3 separate regions of the Homo sapiens genome follow, and all the other regions are linked to region 3. A link is a loop called in an ENCODE intact Hi-C map of the cell type or tissue named here. Cell type or tissue: heart left ventricle. All regions are shown on one strand.

Region 1 (8,000 bases), 480 kb after region 3:
TACACAGCTGTCAAGACCTGAAGTACAAAGAAAAGAGGAACTTACAGAAAGATGGAAGAAGAGTATGCCATGCAGATGAAGCTGGGAATTAAAGACCCAGATAGAGGAATAAGGCAAAAAGAGTATGACTACTAGGAAGAGAATGGATTCAGGAATCTTCTGTGTAGGTGGAAGGTAAGAATGGAAACATGAAAAATAGTTAAGGACTACTGCAAAAGTCCAGGCAAGAGATGATGGATACCTGAACTGAGGTTGTGGTGGGAAAGAAAAACAGACAGATTTCATATATATTTTTGAAAAACAAGGAGATTTGATGATTCATTGAACCCAGAAAATTAATAAAAGTAATAAAAGATAATTCCTACTTTTTTTGGCTTGAGCATGTGAATAAGTAGTGATGCCAGTTATTATTAAGCTGGGGAAGGGTGAGGAAGTGATATAGACAGGAGGCGGGGAAATACTGGGTAGAAGAGGGCAGACCCCAACGAGGGCCACACTCTCAAGCCTGGACCTGCAGTCCAAAGTGAGAACATGCATTCCTGTTTTCCTGCCCAAATTTGCCTTTTCCAAAACCATGTTGGCTGTCCCCACCTCCCCATCCTGTACCCATAAAAACCCCAAGCCCCACCAGCAGAGTGGCAGAGTGGCAGAGGAGAGAAGAGAGGCAGCAGAAGGACATCAAAGAGAAGCAGCTTGACTTCAGAGGAACAGCTTGACAGCAGGACTTCGCAGAAGAGTTCCACAGGGGACGGCTGAACTCCAGGAGAAGACCACCTTCCCACTCCATCCGCTTTCCAGCTCCCCATCCTGCCAAGAGCCACTTCTACTGCTCAGTAAAATCCTCCACATTCACCACCCTTCAATTCATTCATATGACCTTATTCTTCCTGGATGCCAGACAAGTACTCGGGTACCAAGAGGGCGGGTGCAAAAGGCTGTCACCCTGACCCTCCACTGATCTGTTAAACACTTAAGTTGTCTGTGGATGGCAAAGCTAAATGAGCACACTGTAACACATGCCCTCTAGGACTCCGGAGGTCACAGGTTCCCCTCCCCTCCCCCCCACCCCCCAGGAAGCTTCCACTGGACTGCACAGGATTCTACTCCTGCGGATGCCCAGAAGCACTTGTCCCAGTCCCTGTACCCACTCACCTGCATGCTCCCCGTCCCGTGAGGGGATGAGAGCTGCGAGCTGAGTAAACAAGTCAATCCCTTTGTGAGTCCCGCGAAGGGGTCAAGGGAACTATCCCATTTCTGAAGGAAGGGGCTGGAGGGGTGTTGTAATAAAAAATTCTATTGGACATATTAAATTTGAGATGCTTACTAGACATACAAATGGAGATTTCAAAAAGATAGCTGAATATGAGTCTGAAACACATCACTGCCTTCTAAATTTTATTTTAATCATATGCATATCTGTTAACAACTAGTTTATACTTCTGGTTGTATTAGGGAAGAAAGATGGTTTAAATTTTCTTTAACTATTAAGTAGATCCTCCTCTTAATTGTGACTGAGTCTTGAAATGCATACCAAAGGTCGTAGGCTCTCTGTACTTCCTCTTCTTTCTAAACTCCCGATGGATTTCTGATAAGCAGAATGCTCCCCCTATTAATTCCATCTACTGCCTGGAAACTGTGGATATGTTTCAATATATGCCTAACTGGACTCTGCGGATGTAATTAAGGCTACTAATTAGTGACTAAATAGATTCCTCTGGATTACTTAGGTGGGCCCGATCTAAAAAAATTTGCTCTTGAAAGCAGAGAACCTTGTCCAGCTAGGAGCAGAAGAGAGCCATGGCAACATGTCATGAAATTTCACGTGTGAGAATGATCAGCACACCATTACTGGCTCTGAGATATTACAGCCTATGTAGAAGCACCAGAGAGAGGGCTCTAAGAGCTAAGGGAGCCCCCTAGATGACAGTCAACCAAGAAACAGAGACCCTAGTCCTATAACCATAAGGTACTGGATTCTGCCAGAAGTATGGATCAGCTTGGAAGTAAATTCTTCCCCAGAAACTCCAGATAAGAGCCTGCCAGAATTCTGACCTACAGAACAGTGAGATAATAAATGGGTGTTATTTTAAGCCACTATTTAAGCCACTATTTAGTTATAGCAATAATAGAAAATTAACACAAGACTTAAATGTAATAAGGTGATGGGGATGAGGAAAGTGGGATTCTATTTCCAGAGTACTAAAATGTATGAAATATGGACATGTGAAACTCCTAGTCATGGTTGATGTGGGCACTGTCTCCCTTTAACACTTAGAGCCCTTCGTGTTGATGAGAAAATTTCATTGATCTACTAACGCCCTAGCCAAGACTATAGCCAGGTAGTCCCATAACTAAATCTCCAGATGGGCTTTCTAAATACCTGAAATGTGAAGATGAAACTTCTTCCCTCAACCACCACTACCACCACAGAAATGGTGCAGGGCATGGGATAGTCACTCCTTTCACTCACATGAGAACCCTCAAGAGCACTGATAGGGCAAACTGCGAACCTCAGGCATTTGACTGCTAGTGTAGTTGCCTGACTCCACAGCATAAAGAGGTGAAGGTAGGGGGCTATAGGCTCAGACAGCAACATTACAAATGTCCAGTTTTAAAAAACACATATTTCCCCTTCACCCATAATTACTACGATAGAAACCCAATTTTCACCATTCAGATAATAACCTGAAAACCTCACTCTTCAGATAATGTGTGTAAAAGCATTCTGGATATGAAAGGCTGTAAAGTTATACTAATACAAAATGTAAGAAACTTCAGGTAAACCAGTAGTCAAAAATCATGCATAGAAGTTCCATTTATGTAAGACGACTTTCTCCTAGCTAATTCCTACTTGTTAATCAAAGTGTAGTTCAATGTTATTTCTTCTCTTCTAGTTCCTAAAATATATTAACACCCACGTTACTGTACTGACCACATTGTAGTAATTGCATGTTTATACTTCTTTTTGTGAGTTTCTCATATCATTTCTTACCAGAATCTAACACACTGATGATCACACAGTATACACTCAATAAATGTTTTTAAATTGATTAATTTCTTCAAGATACCATAGCTTTTTTATGAGATAGCTTTAGGTATCTAAAAGATGAGTCACAGACAGAAATAAAGGCCCTTTATTAGGCCCCAATATATCACATATATTTCTACACTACTTTAGGGAGCTATGCATTTCCAGTCTTCAATTTCTCTCTTTTAATTTAATATTATTGAGTGTAAAAATGTTAAGAAAATACAAAGCTTACTGCCTAGAATATTTTGGAATCCATTTATATTAGACTATGTAACATATTCTAAATGTTGTAAGATTGACTATAACAATGCTAACTTATTATATGTCAGATATCATTCTAAGTGTTTCACATGAAGTAAATAAAGCATTTATTCCTCACAACAATCTACCTTTATATTGGATATTATTATCCCATTTTCCAGAGTGACAAAGAGGTTAAGTGTGCTGCAAAAGGTCACAAATTGCAACATTTTATAGCGTTCTACTTTATTTTCTCTATCCCTCTCCAAAAAGTTTATCAAACCAATTTTAAATGAATTACATTTCCAAAAGTTTTAAGCCTTCCCAAATTCTTTTTTTTAATAAATGGCAATATATAGAAGTGTCACAAAACTAGAGGTTTAAATTACTAAGATTTTGTTAGTACTTTGTTGTTGTACATATGGTTTCTCCTTTTATTTTAGAACTCTAGTAAGTGATTACTGAACCCATTAGTTTCTCTATAAGGAATTGGTGCTGATTTCAGTAACTTTCATTTCTATATCACTCTCCAAGTAACTTTCTTATGATGATTCTGATAAATAGCTTACCATGTTGATACAGTTTTAATTATCAAGTAATATCTGAAGAAACTTTAGTATTGCAGAAAAGTCAAAATTAACTACAACTCCATACCCTGGGAGAAACAATCTCATACATCACTATGTGGTATTCTATTCCAATAAATTCTAACACATTTTAGAACTATGAAATAAAGGTGAGCCTGAGGCACTAGAACTACATTATTGCTTAAACTGACCCTGTTTTAAATCACCCAGGCCCCAAATATATGGTCTGCTGCCAACCATGGCAGAACGGTTAGATGACACTTACCTCACAATATTATAAGCTACGGAGTCAGCCAGAAGGTGGCAGAATGGGGCCATTTAGGCTTCACATACATACCAGAAAAATCTTTTATTGTCATTACCTTAAATTTTAGCAATATAAGATAAACACAAGTTTAGGTTATTATACAAATAAAAGTGTAATGTACCAGAAATATGCAATAACATTATTTTATTTATACAAATCAAACTATAAAATTCTCACATAAACTACCATATCAGAAACTAATATCCATTTTCCCTCTCATAAATCTATTTATACAACCCATGAAAAAATTAAGTCTTCCAAAGATCCCCCATATAATTCCAAAACGTCCTTTTAATTCACTAACAATTTAATGGAAAAATACTAGTAAACGTCACATTACATTTAATTTGGTAAGTTCAATCATAATTACTATATAATGGCAAGGTAAAATCTTTTATAAAATCTCATATAACTTTTAAGAAAACAGTTGTTCTTATATTGAGCTGGTTTAATGCAATTTAGACACTATGACTTAATATATGGCAGATTAGCCATATGATTCTTCTATTACATTTGACTGTTTACAATGGATCTGTTTATCTCTGCATTCCTGGTACCTATCACAGGACTTAGAACACATAAACCCTCAACTGAGAAACATTTGCTCAATTGAGTATAAGATTTCAAAGAGAAAACTGAAGGCCAAAAGCAATTAAGCAGACAGCTAAAACACCAATTTGTCTTAACATGGTTATTTTTATTTTTCTATCAGGTGACCAGCCTTCCCAAATGAAAAATAAAACCACCCACAGAAACTAGATTTTAAAGCCAGATCTGCCAACATTAGCCAATTTACATCAGAGGGAGAGGCTGAAGAGTGCTGGAGAGAATTGTTTTGGAGCAGTTATGAGGTATGCAACACATTCAGGGCAGGAGGTCACCCTTACCTCAAATCAACTGAGGGGCTTCAAGGAAACCACTCAGAGACTTAACATGTACCCTATCTGCTAGGATTTATAAGAGTTAGGGACTGTTTTGGGGGGACTCACCAAATGTACAAAATGTAAAGGTACTAAATGGTAGATAAAACCACCTCTGCTCAGTGGCAGAGTGAAAAGAATTATGTTGAGAGGGGGCTCAACTTGGAATAGCAGGGAAAATACATTTATGTCCTATAGACCCCAGAAAAGAGAGTGTGTGCAAGGGAATCATAAATTGCCAGCCAGAGGAGAGGGCTTCTCTCACAAAGAGAACTGAAATCTGAGGGCCACAGCAGGTTTACTGTGAAGCTAACAGAGATTAAATTTCAGGACCTCTCAAGTGCAGGCAACCCTTCTAATACCCTGGGAGAGATTCTAGCATTGTGTTCACAAGGACACATGCTTTTGTAAGACTTGCAAAAGTAAGATATTTTAATAGCAATTGGTTGAGATTGCTGTCTCTTTTCTCTCCAACTTCCCCTTCTTCACACTTTCCATTATGTCAGGTGCTAATGGAGTGGCACCAGGCATTTTAGAGATCTGAATAAGGGAAAGTTTAGGGGTAATGTACAGTTTTAGCTACGATTGGCAAGAAGTTTGGGGATTTTTCAATTAAAAAGTTAAAAATGACAGACTTGTGATTTGAATGTGTACATATATATGTATATGAATATATATGTATAATACATGAATGTATATGAGGAGTACCTCCTTTTTCATCTTCAAATTTATGTATTAAAAAAACAAGATAAATTTAGAAGAAACATAATGAAATATGAAAGAGATTATAAAGAGGAGACATAAAATCAATAAAAATGTTCCTATATAGAAAAGTGAATTCAAGTTATTTTTTGTAACAAATACACTAAATCATGAAAAAAGGAAAAATTCCAAATAAAAATAATGAATAGGCATGTTGTTTCATAATGTAATTAATCAAGAGAATATGAACATGTTAGAAAAGATGTTTAAGTCTCTTGGCAATTGACACAAAATAGTAACAATAACAAAGATACATAAAACTCGTGATAGCTAGTACAAGAACATTAAAGACAAACTATTAGTGATTATTGTTACTTCAAAAATTACCTAAGATCAAGATTTGAAAAGTCTTGAAATCTTGTAGCTCATACACAAAAGAAACTTCTCAGGGACCATTACCTGGTGTTTCTTCAACCATAAAAAACAAGTATCTGGGAACCAGAAGGTGGAGGTGGGAGTGGTAGATATCACCACCCTATTTCACTGAATCTATGACTATCAATTATAAAAATCACCATTATATCATGTACCACTAAGAAAAAAAAGAAAAATGTACAGCAATTAAACTATGAGATACTTTGTCAGTTATAAATTTTTTCCCTATTAAGAGAGAACTATTTTTGATTTATTTAGACATAACTTTTTAATATCACTCTTGTAAACATATGAAGTGAAAAAAATTTTAAACTTGTTAAGAAATTCCTAAAATGCTTTCATATTCATAGTCTGACTCTTCCAGACTATTTTTTGATGCACAGTCATTATTGTGTGTTTTTACACAATTATTGTTCTTTATATCAAAAATATTGATACAGTATTTTTTGAGGCGCTCTACTACCATCTCCTATATTTTCTTCCAACCTGCTGATACGCATTTTCATGTTTGTGCATGTATAGACAATAACAAGCACATCACAAGAATTGCCTGACTGATGTCATCATTTTAGGAAGCATCCTAATTTCGAATACACTAAAATGTGAGACAAAAGTATGTATGTCAAAATTAATGAACTATAGTATGATAAGTTACCCATTTGAAAATTTTCTACTTCTTGTCTCTGTAACTTTGGACTCTTTAACAGTTGAGACATTTTAATACCCTTGGAAGTACTCTTCAAGAAATATGAATTTAGAAGTACTCTTCAAGTATGGGGAGTACCTGTAACAATTAATCCCTTGAACCAGAAGTTTAGAGTGCCAGCTGGGCATTCTGGTCACATTTCACTGAAAAATACAGGCCGAAAAGGAAAGTTACTTCTGTTTGAGTGATTAATCCTGGTTATTACTGAGACATAAAGTTGTGTTATAGATGGAGGTGGGGTACTTTCTTGTAATTTGCATATTGAGTATAAAAACAGAGAAGACTTCAGTATTCCAATATAGGAAACACTACCAAGGTCTCAATGATTCAAGAATGATGGTCTAAACTACTACCCTGAAAAAGAATCCCTTCTACACTTATATGCTGCAGTGGGAAATTTATAGCAACTTTCAAACAGAACAAGGACTATAGCAGCTACTCATAAATGCCACCTTGCTATGCTATATGTGTGCCTATGTATGTGTGTACATATAAACACATCAATTTCCTTCTTGCCTTTCCCCAGGAATTTTACATAAGGCGTGGTCATTAACTTTATAATTTAGTACTAGGGCTGTGGAAAGTCAAGGTGATATTATGGCTAAATGATATGAGTGAATATCATCTAGAAATTGATATACGGGCTGATGGATTTTTAGATCTCTCTTTTTGGGTAGAAGTTGAGTGTTTTCATTTATATGAAGGACAGTAGCATTAAGTTAGCTGTAGAATAGTGTAATTGCCATTCTTTGAAAGCATCAGTAGAAGGGTATAAATAGGTGATGAACAGCCAAAAGAGTGGACCATGCTGGATATTGTAAATTGGTTCATTCAATGTCCCTTCCATTCTCCTTCTTTAATAGTTGGACAGGTTGGAAAGCTATAAAATATATTTCCTGGACTCCTTGTTCTTAAAGTTTTGGATAAAAATAAAGTTCTCCCCACTAGATGCTCTTCTATGATATTTGAATATGTATTTCTGATGACAAGCATGGTCATGGAAATAAGGTTTCTCAGAAGTATTTCAGTCACTTCCAGCTCCAGCTTCTGAACAATGAAAAAAATCATATTC
Region 2 (8,000 bases), 670 kb after region 3:
ATCAGTTAATAAATCTAGCTTTTCAAGTACTTTTATTTTAATTATCTTGTCAAACACCTGTCTGCATTTATGTAATTATTTGAAAATTGGCTGTCTTTATTAAGAATTGGTATACTTTATATAGATAACTGTTTAAGGTGAATCAATGGGATAATATAAAAAGAGAATGACAGGACGAGGTGGAGAAAGCAATTATGCAGTAAATTTTTATCTTGATGTCTTAGTTTACAAATTCCCTGAATTTAATTTATAACTTATTTTTAATAACCCGGGCAATTTCTCTAAAAGGTAACTATCAATATATGAAAAGCAGCATTCATCAATACCTTCCGTGAAGAACAGAGCTCTGTACTTTTGTTCTGGTCAATAATAAAAATCAGTAGAAAATCAAGCCATGGAGATTAAAAATGAGTATAATCATTAAAAAAAAAACTATCCTTACTGCTTTTTGTATACCTAAGGTATAAATCTACAAATCACGTTTTAAAGCAGTGATATTATGTTGTAAATTCTCAAAAACAGTAGTGGAATTTCATTTGTGTTTGTTTATATGACTCCTCATTTTCACATCTACTGAAAACTTGCCTTTACAATCTAAAAGCAGGTTATTTTCTACGTAGCAAAAACACAGATTTGTAATTCAGGGTCTGTTGATTAATAATCAGTCCCCACCCCCTCTCTCAGCCCGTACTGTTCCATACAGATACTTATCAGTCAAAGTTTTAACTTTTTCTGCTCTCAAGTGGTTTCAGTAATATTGGTGAAGATTTATATAAAGTGGCTTTTTGTCTTTTATTTTATATGCTATGGTGCTGTCATGAATTTGTTAACCTTGAACAAAATTTTTTGAAAACAGCCTCTCATGGGACATCTGATACTTATTCCCAAATATAAACTGGATTGTGGTTCTGGGTAACAGTGAGGTTAACTTCTGTCTTCCCTTTTATCACCCATAGAATAAATATTGTTCCACCAGGTAGTGGAATATTTGAGTCTAACCTGATATATAAGGTGGAATTCTAGAGGAATGATAGAGTAACAGTAACAATAATAGTACTCTGGGCTCTATGCTAAGAGTCTTACATGGAATCTCATTTTTTTCTTACATTAACCTTTTGCAGATTATATTTAGGAAAAATGAGACACACAAAGTTTAAGCAACATGACTGAGGTTGCACAGCTAACAAGTTACAAAGCCAGGAAGAAACATAAGAAGCCTATTTTAGAGCCAGGTTCTTAACTGTCTTTTTCTATTGCCTATACCTGTAGAGAGGGAGTTAAAATGACAGTGTCTTCTGAGCAAAAATAAATGAGACAGCTTTTCTCCTACAGCTTATTCTGAAACTTCAGTAAAACAACTTTTTAAAAATTAGGGTTAATAACTCACCCTAGTAGTATTATGTGTTTTCTCTCAGAAAATATTGAGAGCCAGTCTTTTAATTGGTAACAGTCTTCTCAGATAAAACTTATACACTACAAAATCATCACTGAATAAAGAAACTCAACTCTCAAGATTTTGTCTTCCAGCCCTTTCAGCCTTTATCTAAGTGGAGTTTCTCTACTGGTGTTTGTGAAATAATTTACTCTCCTTGGAATTTTTCCTTCCTGTCACCCTCATCTCTTCTGGATGGGGCTAGCGTATGCTCCTACCTTACTTGTTTTTAACATATAGAAACCACATTTATCAGCTTTGTTTTACTTGTTTACAAAGTAGTAGATTTACTTGAATATCTACTAAATGCCAGCTACTATTGTAGGCACTGGGAATGGTGTTATAAATAAGTCAGACAAGGACCCTTCTCTAATGTAAAAAGAAAAATATCAGCTTGTTATATGCTGTGTGTAGTGGTGCAGTAAGAAATGAAGGGTGGCTGCTTTTAACTTGAGGGTTAGGAAGGCCTCTCTGAATGTCTAAGAGCCAGACTTGGGAATATAGGGGAAAGATTATTCCACAAGAGGGAACAGCTAACTCAAAGGACTTAAGATAGGAAGAAGTGTCACTTACTTGAGGAACCCAAAGCAAGTGTGAGGAGTGCAGTGGGCAGGGGTAAGAGTGAAGAATGAAGTCAGAGCAGTGGCAGGGGCTAGATGCCACAGAGCTTTGTAAACTTGGCCAGGCTGCCAGTTTGTGGGCCCCGGTTATATTTGCACATATGAAATGAGATACAAAGGCATTTTCACTTCTTTTATCACAATCTTATAGGAATTGGTGGTAAAGACCCTGATTGTAGCAGAACCTCATGTCCTGCATGCCTATCGAATGTGTAGACCTGGTCAACCTCCAGGAAGCGAAAGTGTCTGCTTTGAAGTCCTGGGATTTGATATTTTGTTGGATAGAAAACTAAAGCCATGGCTTCTGGAGGTAAGGCATTCTTTAAGAAAAAAGAAGAGTTATCACTGTCCTTACGTATTAAAATAAATGCTTTAAAAATGTGTACTTAACACAGTTGTCCCATTAACTGTCCAGAATGAAGGCTGAATGGAATAAGTGGGAAGAAGAGGATAAAAATTCAGGGACTAGAACAGTTCTAAGAATGAATCACAGTGTTTGATATTACTTTTCCCAAATTAGCATCAGCTGAGTTTCTAGGCCAGGTATTTGGGATTGAAGTGTGGAGGTGCTTTTACTGTTTTGTTGCTTACTTGCTCTACTATTTTCTCAGCCTCCTGGCTTCTACCACATCATGAGTTCTGGATAGTGTCTCTCCTCTCTGTGAGTGCCTGGGCTTCAGGATCTTGCCTTCAGTGTGTCTCCCCTTCAGACTCTCCGAGAGGCTCCAATTGGTTCATTAATCAGTATTCAGTATTCGATACCCCAGGTGGTAAATTTCTCCTTTAAGGCCATGTTATATACCTGGGGCTTCCCTCAGGGAGACTGTCAACTGTATGCCTTCAGGTTTGCTGCCAGTCCCTGGTAGGGTGAGAGTTACCATTATTTTTCTTGGATGATAAAAGGTCATGTAACACATACAGAATAGTAAAAAGGAGAAAGTAAAAATTATCTCTGTTGACAATTTTTATATTTTTTCCTGCTAGTTATATTTATATTACCCAGAAGAAACCTTAGAAGTCACGTGGTCCAGAAGATCCCATCCAGCAGTTCCCTTTAAGCTCCTTGATCTGGGTTTACACACCTTCTCGTGGCCGCTTAAATATCATGTTTTGGAAACGTAATCAGGAACATACAGCTGTAGAAGATGTAGTCAACCACTACCTTTCATTTTAAATCAAGTATCTCTCTTTTTGTTAGTGATTTATAAGTTAGAAGTTGTGTGTGTAATATCAAGGTTTGCATAAGCAAATTAAATGAGTGGTAGGTGAGATGATACTAAAAATACATTTCAAAGAAATGACACTTTTCTAATTTGAGGGCCAAAGATTGTGTGTGTGTGTGTGTGTGCGCGCGCCTATGTGTGGTCACATCTACTTTAAACAGTAACATGTATTGTGTCTCCAAGGAAATGCAGTTCTCTCTGTTGGATGTTCATATTTTGCTCCAGCCTGGGTCTTAGAGATAAGATAAATGTGAGGAAGTTTTACTTATCCTTTGCTTCCTCCGTTCCTTGGATATGAAAACACTTGACTATGCACTATGGACCCTTCATCTTGCTAAGGCCTGAAGTTTTCTTTAGATTTCTTACTTTTTCTGCAGCAGTCCTTTCCTGTTCTTAGCTATATTGTCTTCTGCCCCTGTTACTTTTCTTTTGTCATTGATGGAGTGGGGAAAAAGTGAAGGCACATGCATAAGGAGGATAGTAGGAAATAATGACTTTATAGATATCTTAGTTACCTTTTTAGAAGAAACATTTGCTTCACTAGAGCTTTCCATTAGCTTGCTAAATCAGAATTGACTGAATGGTTGAATTCTGGATTTTAAAAGATTCAAAATAACCATTGTTTGCATGAATGTTTCTTCATTCTTTACTCTTTCCTTCGTTGTTTCTAGATCAATCAGAACCATTAAAACACTCCACAATAACCAAGAGCTGTGAATAATGAACATTTGTTATATTAAAACAGTTAAAAGAATCTTCAATCTTGCCTTGTGTTTTGCTCCCTGCTGATATTTTGGTGGGGCTAATATACATTGTTAAAAACCTTTTGGCGCCATCAAGTGGAATAAGGTAGAAGGTGCTTCTGGGTATGTGATAACTTTTAGTTAACCAGAATAATTTCAGGGACTGATTGCTAGTGGCAGAATTGCACAAATTTTCATAAGTAGAAAACATTTTTTTAGGAAAAACATGGAACTTTGGTGGAGTATGAAGATACCACCAATAGTTTTAAGTACTCTTAAATTAAACAGGAACCTACTAAGTTATAGTCATTGTGTTAGGTGGTGGGAATATAAGAAGACAGAATACTTGCCCTGGTGTAGCCATTATTCAGATGTGCATTTTATGGTAATAGTTATAAGTACTAGTAGGTAAAAGGGAAATGACAAAAACAATAGCATGATTAATATCTCTGTGTACCTGTGTGTATCGGAGAGTTAAAAAGAATCTTTACAGAAGAAACACCTGAGCAAAGATTGTAGGGCTACAGAAGGTTGGGGTAGGGGCTGGGGGCTGAGAGAGATAAAGTAGGGGTGGGGAAAGGCTGTGGTGCAGAGGGAACAGCACTAACTTAGGAGCACAGAAGCTATTATGGATACTTTAATTTGTGGAAAAAGTGATTGTTTTGATAAAACTTTTTAGGACAGTTGAAAATAGTGTTTACTAATATATATTTTATAATAATTTTCATTTCTTAATGCATTTACAAGCTGTTGAATTTTGAGACTTTAACATCTATGTTTTGTCTGTTTTAGAATTGGGGTAGGAAATGAGAACCAAATAAATCATCTCATTATAGAGGAGAATTTTGGCTGGGTGGAACACTAATTTTTAGTTTCTTCTGTCAGCCATTTGTGGTTTTTCTTTTATTTTTTTTCTTTACCTTTCTCATAAAACTTAAAAAAAAAAAAACAAGAACAACCCTGAATGAAAACCTAAATTGAAAAAGGTTTCCTGCCTTTCCACATATTATTAATAGTTTATCTTGTGTGGGTATACCTCTTCATAGACCAATTTATCTTATAGTAGAGGGAAAAATTTGAAATAGGTAAGGAGAGAGAGAGAGATTGAGATCTGAGATGGCTTTATACCAAGACCTCAGTACCATCCTGGAGGAGGGATATGCCTGGCACAATTCCACACTGAAATTTGGAATGGAAACTCTGAGGAATTCTACAAAGACAGATAACATGCCAATGGACCACTGACTCATCAGTTCTTTAATGTCTGGTTTAGTTTATAACCATGTCACATATAGTGGCAACACTGTCATTAGTTGTATTATAAACTCCAGAAATTTGAATCAGTATGGTTGAAACTTTTCTCCCATAAAATATATTACTTTACCCTTTCTTTGCACTTGCAAAGGGAAATGCTTAGAGCTTTCGTAATAGATTAATAAACTCCCTTTCTCAAATTGACCTATAATAAATGGATGTTATTGCCGTTTTCAAGCTATTTCCTTCTCCTTGAGACTATATCACAAATAAAGGAATGTGTCCACCACCTTTTAAATCAGAAATCAACAAAGGAATCAAAATACAACATGGCATATCTCTATAAAAGGAGTACCATGCATCCATCAAAATGATGGCATGATGAAAGATTTTCATGATACATTATTAAGAGAAAAGCTTGGAATGTAAAATAAAGTATGGTTAGTATAGACATGCATTTGGAAGGTAAAATGAATATTTTAAATATGTATACATAGAAAATATCTGGAATACTATCTACCAAACGGTTAACACGACACTAAGTGTTAAGTAGTGGGATTACAGGTATCTTTTGTTATTTGTTTTCCTTAGTTTTACTTATTTTTCTGCGGTGAACCTGTGACACATTTCTAATTAAAGATGTTGTATTCCTGGGTAATTTCTTGATTATAATGTGATATTTCTTCAGGTGCAAGTTGTGGAATGAATGCTTTCAATTGTTTTGTCTCTTGTGGTGACAGATGTGTATAACTGTGACTAGTAGCATATATACATATGTTTGAGATAGCCTAAGGGATTAGTTGGTGGTCAAGAAGCTAAGCTGTTGTGTTGAACTCAGCAGTGTTCTAACCAACCGATTTAACTGATTAAGAAATTTTCTTAAACATCAGCTATTCCAGTTATATTTTTATAACAATGACAATAGTAACAAGACTCAACAAAGACAAAAACAAACACTCCAGCTCTTTTATTTTTCATCTTAATGAATTCCTGAAGATCTGAGGCAGTGAAAAGGGAGCACTGATAGTTTCCATATTTTAAATATATAGATGTATATAATTATTATTGTGTTGATATAATTATTACTGTGTTGGTAACATGATGAATATCACTATTTCCTTTTTGTTAGGCTAAATCACTTTTAACTTTCCTAAACTTAAAAAACCTAAATTGCATGGGGTAGTGGAGAGAGTGGAATGGAGGGAGAGGCCAGCCTATACTGACAGTAAAGCTCCTAAACTAAGGCAGCCTTGGGAAGGAGATGGTGCTAATAGTCAATCCCTTGCAATTTGTTGACCTAGGGTGATGCAGAATGGAGATGTGGCAATAACAACTGGGCCATCTGCCATGTAAAGCTTTGAGGTTTAATGTAGAGTTGTTCTACTGGCTAGAGATCCCACATTGGATTAACAAATATGTATTGAATATTTATTTACCTTCCAATATTGTCTTCTTTGTAAATTTCAGATTAACCGAGCCCCAAGCTTTGGAACTGATCAGAAAATAGACTATGATGTAAAAAGGGGAGTGCTGCTAAATGCGTTGAAGCTACTAAACATAAGGTAAAATACTCTCTCTATCTTTTGGACATTTATCTCCACATTTGACATAGATTAATCATTTGTACATAAAATTGGCTTTTCAGAATAGTATATTTATTTTTATATTTTATAATTTTCATTTCTTGATTCCATCCATTTTGTATTTTTCATTTCTTGGTTCCATCCATTTTGTATTTTTCATTTCTTGATTCCATCTATTCTTTAAACTCATATAGTTAAAAAAAAAAATCTGTCCCCCCTACTCCTGTATACTGCTTTTCCTGCTTCCCAGGCAACAGTCTGTACCTGCAGTAAATGAGGTTAAATTTCAATGTAGGTATAATTATTTAATATAGAGTACAAGATTAAATTGGTAAATACTTTAAGAGACCCTCTAGATTATCTTCCTCATCTTATAAGAAGAAACTAAAGCACAAAGAGTTCATTCAGGAAATTAAAAAAAAAACTCAAACATGGATTTCCTAACTTTCTCTCCAGAGGTCTTCCCATTACATCATGCTCCCCATGTAAATAAAAAAGAGAGGCAGTTGTTTAGTGAGAGTTAACTTTTCCATTTAGAGAGGCAAGTAAAATTTGAGAAAAAACTTGGCTGGTAGGGATGTAGGGCTGGTTGCAGTGTACATGATCATGGGATTCAAATATTTGAAATGCTGTTATGTGGGAAAAGCTTTTGGCTCATTACAAAATGAATTTTTTAGATGTTTGACTGAAACACTTCCTGAAATAGTGAGTTACCTGTCATTAGAAATTTTCCAACAGAGCTTAGAGTATTGGATTAAAGGGCCTCTGAGGTGATTTAAGCTCAGTGATTTTATGATTTCAATTTATTTAATTGTCATTCAAGAGTTCTAGCAGAGTTATGGTATGCTTCCAAGCAATTTTTAAATTTAAGATGTTTCCAAACAATATGCCTATACATGTTTTTTGCATGAAAGTTTACTATTATTATTTAAATAAGCCTTGTGTTTAGTTTTTTTGTTGTGTGTGCATGTCTTTTGACGTTGCCATTTATGGTATCAATTCAGGACATTATCTGTGGGTGTTCTGGTGTTTTTAAAAGTGAGGTATGTATAGTTTAAGCAGTCAGAAATTTCTAGACTTAAAACTAAGGGAAAGTAGAAATTCATTTTCTTTATCTTTCTTAGTGTTGTTCCACAGAGAATTTA
Region 3 (8,000 bases):
CTGGTGAGACCCTTTAAGAACAGGGCTAGGAATACAGTTTCCAGGGCCTAATAAACAAGCAAAGCTGGAAGACAAAGATAGATTTTGAGAACTACTTATTCACCTTTAATTCCAGGTGTTCCATGAGGAAAACAGATTTTTCCCAAAATGGGATTTGTGGCACCTTTTCTGTTTTCCCAAGGAGTCCCAGGCTACCAGAAGTCATTCTAGGGTCTTTCATGCATGCACCAAGAGTGGTAAGTCACAGTTTTCTCAGTTGACTGAGAAAAAAAGACCTTTTCCAGGAAAACAAGATCTATAAAGAGAAAAACATAAAGGCCTTTAAAATATACCCATAGGTTTGATATCCACTTTGAATTAAGCTGAGTGCTCTTTAGGAAAATCCTTTTTCACAAATAAAACTTTACAGTGAAGATAAACAGTGATTCTTACCATTTTTCCCCCAGTTTGCACCACTACTTGTTCACAATCATGTTTAGGTTCTCCAGTTTTCTCTGGGAGAAAGTGGCTGGGCTCAGGAAGTGGCAGGTTTTCAACTGGACTGCAGATCCCTTTAGCAGCAAAGCTTGATATTTGAGGAGGCAATTGTCTGTTAGCCAGACTTTCCTTAGAGGACAGTAGTCTTGTTATATTGCGTGGAGCTAAACAGTTAAGTTATTCCCCATTGTTAACCCATTGGCTGTAGAGCTGGACCTCCAGTCTTAGTCAAAACTCCCAGGGCTATTTTCTTCCTTTCCAATATACATAAAGATTAAATACCTTCCCTATGGGAAGGCTGAGAACTGGTGCTTTAAGCAAGGCTTGCTTTAGCTGGTTTAAGGCTTTTGTGTTTTAGGTTCCCAAGTTAGGGAGCTGCTTGAGTTTCTTTTAAGAGTTGGTATAAAGGATGAGCTATTTCACCATACCCTGGTGCCCACATTTTGCAAAATTCAGTAATGCCCACATTTTGCAAAATTCAGTAATGCCCAATAATTTTCTTAACTCTTAAAGGAAACGGGGTTAATCCTTTCCTCACCTGGTACTCTGGTTCCTTCTGTGCTGTGTCTGTCCCACAGACCTTGGCCGATGGGTGAAATGAGTACTCAGACACAGGTATGCAGTGTAAGAGCAGCTAGGTGACTGCCTGGCTCCAGTGGCCAGACAGCAGTCCCGAGAAGCTGGAGCTGTTTGCTTTTATTCAGTGCAGGCACAATGCCGAAAACCTGGAGCCAACACAACCTGCAGGTAATTAACATTTATTGTTCCCCTTTCAGGGAATGTTGCATGGGGATGATCCAAGGTCAGTTCCTGGTCAACATAAGTAAACAAACCGGTTTAAGATAAATTCCCCCACACTCCCTTGTACCTACTCCTTGCCCTCTGCCTTAGGGTTATAGAACAGCTGTCTTCAGCCATTCTTCCCTGGGGCTCTGCAGAAACTTCCGACCTTTCAGAAGGTTTGTGTCCTTTCCCTATAGTTTTTTCACCACCCTGACCGATCCCCCACACTTCTGATAAGATTAGGCCTAGGTACTTTACTGAAGTTTGACAGAGCTGAGCTTTAGATTTTGAGACCCTATACTCCCTTTTAGCTAAGAAATTGAGAAGAGTCTTAGTGCCTTCCTGAGACATCCTTGAATGGGGCACAGAGGAGAGTGTCATTTACATACTGCAAAGTTTCAACTTGAGAGTGAGAAAAACTAGAAAGATTTTTAGACATGGCCTGTTTCAGCAACTTCCTTTTGATATCAGGGGCTGCCTGAGTGATGAACCTGTTTTTTGTTGAATTGGAAGACAGGGAGGTGTGTTTTATTAAAGCTTCTCTCAGCCTTTCCAAAAAGGTAGGGAGATTTTTATCTGGTTTCTGATTCAATAAGGACAGTTTAGAGTAATTAAGAGGTTTGGTCCTAGTCCTTCTTAGGCCCTCTGATATGCACATTAAAAAGTATTTCCTTTTCCATTCATCTATGGGGTCACAGGGATTCCAGTCAGGATTGTCAAGAGGTATAGCCTCTCTCCCTATTGAGATTGTTTTTTTCTGTTATTTCCTCACCTTCCTTATCTCCCCTTTTCCTTTTTGGTCACTATAGGGAACATGTTGTTCATCTCCGAACTTTTCTGCTGCTTGCAGAGCTGTCTGCTTTTCAGCTGCAGTGAGGGTTTGGCTGAGAAACAACAGCACAACATCCCTCCATGTGAGGTAAAACACTTAAGTTAAATTTTGGAAGGCCTCTATATATCTATTAGGGTTATCAAGAAATCAGCCCATTTATCTGCCTAAGGTCCTGCAATGAGAAGGGAATAAGTACCTTAATGGTGCCCCTTCCATCTGGCATTTCTTGTAGGGGTAGGAGTGAAGTCTGGGCAGTGGGGAGCTTTGGAGATGGTGGAGCTGGAGGAGCTGATGGTGCAGCTGGAGGGGGCCCTGGACAAAGGGGACTGGAAGGACTGGGGCACTTAGAAGCTGCCTCTAATGGTTCCTCCAAAACTTGCTCTTCTGACTTAGGGGAACTACTCTCCACAGACCTGTCTGATATGATTGCTAAGAGGGCTGAGTTGGTTTTGCAATGCTTGCAAAGGTCTGGGTTGTCTCGCAGGGCAAAGGAAGCCTGCACATAGAGAACCTTGGACCATTTGCTCTTCCATCTACAGAAGAGATCTAATTGCTGGATAAGATTAAAGTTAAGGTTCCCTTTAGCTGGCCAGGTCTGTTCATTCCTGAGAGGGTAAGAAGGCCACACCCTTGTGCAACAGAAAATGAGCCACTTTTTCTTCAGAGTTTGGGTGTCAAAGGAGTTCAAAATGTACTCCAGCAGAGTGCAAGCCAAAATGACTTGCTACCCATCCTGGAAAAGAGACAAGAGGAGAGGCATCCCTCAGTCTCCTTGTTCTTTTTGGTGTGACCCAGGGTGGAGGGGATGACAGTGGGAGTGTCCCCCTGACTGTTCTCTCTCCTTGGTCCCTGGGTCCCAGCACAGTGTGTGCCTCCCCATGGTTGCAGGTGTGACCTTCAAACCATGGTCCCAGAGGAGCTAAGTAATGGGGATAGTCACGCTTACCCATGTGACCTTAGTCCTTTGCCTGATAATTGCCCTTTGACCTCTCAGACTTGTGTGATCTGTGTGACTCCTTGATGAATGGGTATCAGGAGAGATTATGTAACAGTTGCATTTAAGCAAGGCCCCTTAATGGAGGGAGTGTACTGGGCTGAGCTTTATACTCTGCTATTATGGACCAGACTAGAGAATTTATGTTTAGATGGTGGTTCCAGTTAACTTCCAAACATAAAATCCCCTTTCTATTTAGACGAAATACTAGTTGCAAGCAGAATAGGTGTCTCAAGAGAATGTAAGGGTCAAATGGCAGCCTTTCTGCTAATGGAGAGAGTATTGAGACAAAAATTTGGTTTTGGAGGACATTTTTTTCCTCACTGCTGAAAGCAGAGTTCTCCCACTCTCAGAGGTACATAAGGTTTGATCTCTTTTAGAGGGATGTAAAAGGGAGAAAAAGTGGAAAGCTAGAGGCTTTTGGCAAAGGGCAGACGAGGTTGCCGATGGAAAGGATTCCTATTCCACTAGGTGACGCTGCAAGCTTTGAAATACCAGGCAGTAACTTGGCCTCCGTATGGACAGAGAGGGAAGTCTGACATGTGGCAGGCCATTCCTACAGCATGCCTCCTAGCAGGAGAAAGTTAATTCGCCTCATAGAGGGACTATGCAGTCCGGCTGGGTAGTGCTGGTTCTTCACATGGGAAAAGAAACAGCCTAGGTGGAGAGAGGGATGTTCATTGGTGGGGAGATAACCTTCTACCCAACCCCAGGAAGTGCTATCATTAGGAGTTAAATAGTCTTTCAGATCTGGATCACGAAATCCCCCTGTCGGTAGAAAGTCACAAAAACAGCAATCCCCTTGACCTGCATTTCTGGTTGCCAAGGTGGTTGCTAAGCCTGCCTAACTGAATTATTTCTCTGGGCTATAAAAATTCCCGCAGCATTGTGTACAGAGAGGGGATGGGAGACATGGTGACCTCGGAAAGGAAAGGAGGAAAATAAGATTTGCAATAGGAAAGCTTGGCAATCTTGTGGCCGACACCCAGTCAGGCAGTCGGAGGCTGGTGTCAGTCCAGGAGCCTTTGGACAACACCAGGGTGTAGCCCTGGCCAGAAATCCTCAGTTGCCCCAGGACCTATTCCAGCCCCATGTGATGGCAAAGTGAAAGGAAACTGGTTTGGACAGAGCCAACGTTCCCAGCACCCTGAGGGCACTGGAGGATTGACTAAGTCCTCCCCAGCAAGCTTCACATCTGAGTCTTTAAGATTAGCGGCTAGCCCTTGTGACTCATTAATTAGCTGACAGATGCCCGATTTTTTTATAGTTCTTTGAGAGAATAAAAACTGGGGACGAGAAGCCTCGGAAATGAAAGTAGAGAGTCCACTCCTTTACTCACTCTTCCAATGATTTCACCTTCAAATCCTGGACGGGCCCCCCAAATGAAGTAGCCTCATTGTCTGGGGTAAATACCAAGGTTGTTGGTCTCATGGCCAAGGAAATTGAAGTCGCAGACACACATACACAGAGTGAGACTGGAGCAGGAGTTTAATAGGCAAAAGGAAAGAACAGCTCTCTGTCACAGAGAGGGATCCTGAGTGGGTTGCCAAGTTGTAGTAAAAATGTCAGGGTTTTTATAAATGGGCTAGTGAGGAGGGGGTGTCTTATCTTACTGAGGCCCAAAGATTTAGTTGGAACCAGGTGTGCTATGTGCATAGAGTAGAGTTTTCTATCAGCTCTCACCTCACTCCTTGATCATGTAGACAGACTCTTAGTCTGCGCTGCTTTGTGCTGCTTTGTTTTGCTTATCTGGGAGGGAGAATTTCTGTGTCTGTTCCCAGACATCTTCCTGCAGCTGCTGGCATCTCCCCCCAGTCCACTTTTAGCTTCCCTATCTTAGTGTGCCTAAAAGGAAAGGAATGTGCTTATTAAGGCCCACTGTTTTTACTGGGGTCCATTGTATAAGTGTGAAGTTTGGTGATTACCTAGGAGACTCCCCATCTCCTGAGCCTGAGTTGTTTATCTGTGTTTTTACAGCCTGATCTTTCGGGCTGTTCTTTGTTAGAAGTGATTTCTTTGAACTGCATGAGGTTAGAAAGGGAGCTATTTCTGAGCTACTTTTTGTTAGAAGGAAAGTCTTCTGCTGGGACTCACTTTACCCTAACTGTCTACCTAAATAATTTCTTTCTATCTCATATAACACCACCACTTTGGGAGACAGAGGCAGGAGGATCACTTGAGGCCAGGAGTTTGAGATCAGCCTGGGCAGCAAAGTGAGACCCCTTCTCTGCAAATAATTTAAAGATTAGCCAGGTGTGGTGGCACCTGTGGTCCTACCTGCTTGGGAAACTGAGACAAGAGGATTACTTGAGCTCAGGAGGTCGAGGCTGCAGTGAACCATGATCATGCAATGCACTCTAGCCTGGGCTACAGAGTGAGACCCTGCCTCAAAAAGCAAAAAAACAGAAAAACAAAAAAAAGCATAGACCCTGGAGGAAAACTGTGTGTGTGAATCTTGGCTCTACTATGTACACCAAGGGGCAACTTGGGTACATTCTATAACTTCTCTATGCCTTAATTTCCATCTCTTGTTAATTGAGGATAATCAAACCTACAGAATTGTTGGGAAGATTAAATGACACAGTCCCTGCGAAGCATTAGCACAGAACCTATCACACAGATAGAACTCAATCAGTGCCAGCTTTTCTAATTGTGGTAGTTGTTGATCGTTTGCACACTCTTCACTTTCCCTTTTCTTCCCTCCCCTCTCTGCACTTTGCTTTTCAGTAACATGTCAACGCAACAAACATTTTCTGAGCCCCAGCACTGTGCCAGGACAAATATGGTCACTACCTTGGGGAGCTTGCTGTCTTTTGAGGAAGCAGACACATAAACCATGAGGACAACAAAGCATGGCCTATGAATGATAGACATTTTCACTCGTTTCCGTGGATGCAAGGGTGACAGTAGCAGTCACCATAATCAGGAAAGAAAGAGCTGAACAGGAAAGGAATTATAGAGGGAATAATCCTTGATTTAACTTTTAAAAAACAGGAATGGAAGGGAGAAAAGACTTTTGGTCAGAGAGAACAGCATGCGCAAAGGCATGGAGATGTCATACAGTGGAGCGTAGGGAAGAGCCAGTAGTTCAGCAGAACCTGCCCAGTGGTTCTCAAACTTGAGCCTGCACCTGAAGGCCCTGGAAGCCTTGTTAAGAAGCAGATTGCTGGATCCCTCCTCCAGAGTGTCTGATTCATTAAATCTAAAGTAGGGCCTGAAACTTTGCATTTTAAACAAGTTCTCAGGTGATACTCATGTTGCTAGTCCAGGGACCATACTCTGAAACCACTGGGAGGCCAGAGCATAGTGGGTAGGATTGGTTAGAGGAAAATGGTGAGAAACAGAACTGGGCTTCACATGCTAGCTCACCGGTGTAGACTTTGTAATTTAAAAACAATGGGCTGGGCACGGTGGCTCACACCCCTAATCCCAGCACTTTGGGAGGCCGAGGCGGGCGGATCATGAGGCCAGGAGATTGAGACCATCCTGGCCAACATGGTGAAACCCCGTCTCTACTAAAAATACAAAAATTAGCTGGGCGTGGTGACATGTGCCTGTAGTCCCAGTTACTTGGGAGGCTGAGGCAGGAGAATTGCTTGAACCTGGGAGGTGGAGGCTGCAGTGAGCCGAGATTGTGCCACTGCACTCCAGCCTGGCGACAGAGTGAGATTCCGTCTCAAAACAAACAAACAAACAACAGCAATGAAGTACTTAAGGACAAAAGCTTATGATCAGATCTATGTGGCATAAATTGACTTTTTTTTGAGATAGGGTCTTGCTCTTTCACCCAGGCTGAAGTGCAGTGGCATGATCATGGCTCACTGCTGCCTCAACCACCCCAGACTCAGGTGACCCTCCCACCTTAGCCTCCTGAGTAGCTGGGACTACATGCCAGCACACCTGGCTAATTTTTAGTATTTTTTGTAGAGATGGGGTTTCGCCATGTTGCCCAGGCTGGTCTTGAACTCCAGGGCTCAAGCAATCTACCTGCCTCTGCCTCCCAAAGTGCTAGGATTACAGGTGTGAGCTGCCGTACCTGGTCCAAACTGGATTCTAAGGGCACAGAGCTTCAGAAGGGAAGACACTTGAGTTGAGTCCAAGTGCGTTTTGGGTGATCTGTTGGGCAAACAGTGCAGGCCTGTGCTGGGTTCCCAGCCTCTAAGACCAAGCCTTTCCCCACAAGCTGCTCCTTTTCCCTGATCACAGGATTAAAGCTTCCACCCGTGCCCTGCATCTCATGACTTCATTTCCTCGGGAATCACCCTCTTCCAGACATCTTCAGCCTTCAGTGTTTCCCCACAACGCCTCTGCCTCCCAACCCCCAAACCTGCCCCAGCCCCAGCCCCATGCTCTTCCTGTTGGGCATAGTTTTAAGTCAAACCTTCAACACACAGAGTTCCCCGAGTCACACTACCCACCTACTCCATTTGTGTGCTATTATTGGCATTTTTTTAACCAAAATGTTCTCAATGAGTGGTCATTGTCTGCCCCATTTCCTCACCCCTGGTCCCTGCCCCTTCAGCCTTGTTCTGTCCCCACCCCTATAATGAAATAGCAACTTGTTTTTCTTTTTTGCCTTAATTTCACCACCTCTACTACCACCAAAATGTCTTAAGAAAACCCCATATGAAGGGTTCCAGTAAAAATAGTAAGTGTTGAAAATCCCAGAACAGAATTGAATGCTTAGGCCTCTAAGCTTTTATTAACCTTCTATTTCAAAACAGCTTACAGAAGATTCACATGTGATGAGAATATATTATTGTTCCTAACTGAACTAACATAGTCTAATTTGTCTAAATTGAGGCTTAAGTAAAGTACAATTCCTAGAGCTGTATGTTTTAACTTTCCTCGTCTGTTTGTCTGCTCCTTAGAACAGGATTTATCTACCTGTGTATCAAGTACTATAATGGAGCA

What was found. A loop is a pair of places that touch in the nucleus more often than their neighbours do. Peaks named below come from ENCODE experiments on the same cell type or tissue, not always from the same donor. Only the 100,000 strongest peaks of a DNase experiment are listed, where the experiment ranks them.
Region 1: a loop joins it to region 3, with 2.8 times the contacts of the local background. A loop is called at or near these places in 9 of 110 quality-filtered maps.
Region 2: a loop joins it to region 3, with 4 times the contacts of the local background. A loop is called at or near these places in 15 of 110 quality-filtered maps.

Annotation. Positions count from the first base shown.
Region 1 is chr1:84,119,148-84,127,147 of GRCh38, reverse strand. It overlaps a transcript of PRKACB not described here. Among named protein-coding and RNA genes, the nearest start is that of PRKACB, 21 kb to the left of the region's middle. RefSeq lists an enhancer at 4,084-4,233. In heart left ventricle, a CTCF peak has its summit at 4,167 (motif pointing right); no DNase peak of the experiment used is centred here.
Region 2 is chr1:83,927,970-83,935,969 of GRCh38, reverse strand. TTLL7 (tubulin tyrosine ligase like 7) reads left to right here. Exons shown (of 21, transcript NM_024686.6): 9 at 2,204-2,362; 10 at 6,740-6,834. Among named protein-coding and RNA genes, the nearest start is that of TTLL7-IT1, 52 kb to the left of the region's middle. In heart left ventricle, a CTCF peak has its summit at 4,106 (motif pointing left); no DNase peak of the experiment used is centred here.
Region 3 is chr1:84,600,320-84,608,319 of GRCh38, reverse strand. All of the region lies in intron 2 of LINC01461 (long intergenic non-protein coding RNA 1461), which reads left to right. Among named protein-coding and RNA genes, the nearest start is that of LINC01461, 17 kb to the left of the region's middle. In heart left ventricle, a CTCF peak has its summit at 3,546 (motif pointing right); a DNase peak (open chromatin) is centred at 4,108; H3K4me3 peaks cover 1,299 bases; H3K27ac peaks cover 1,602 bases.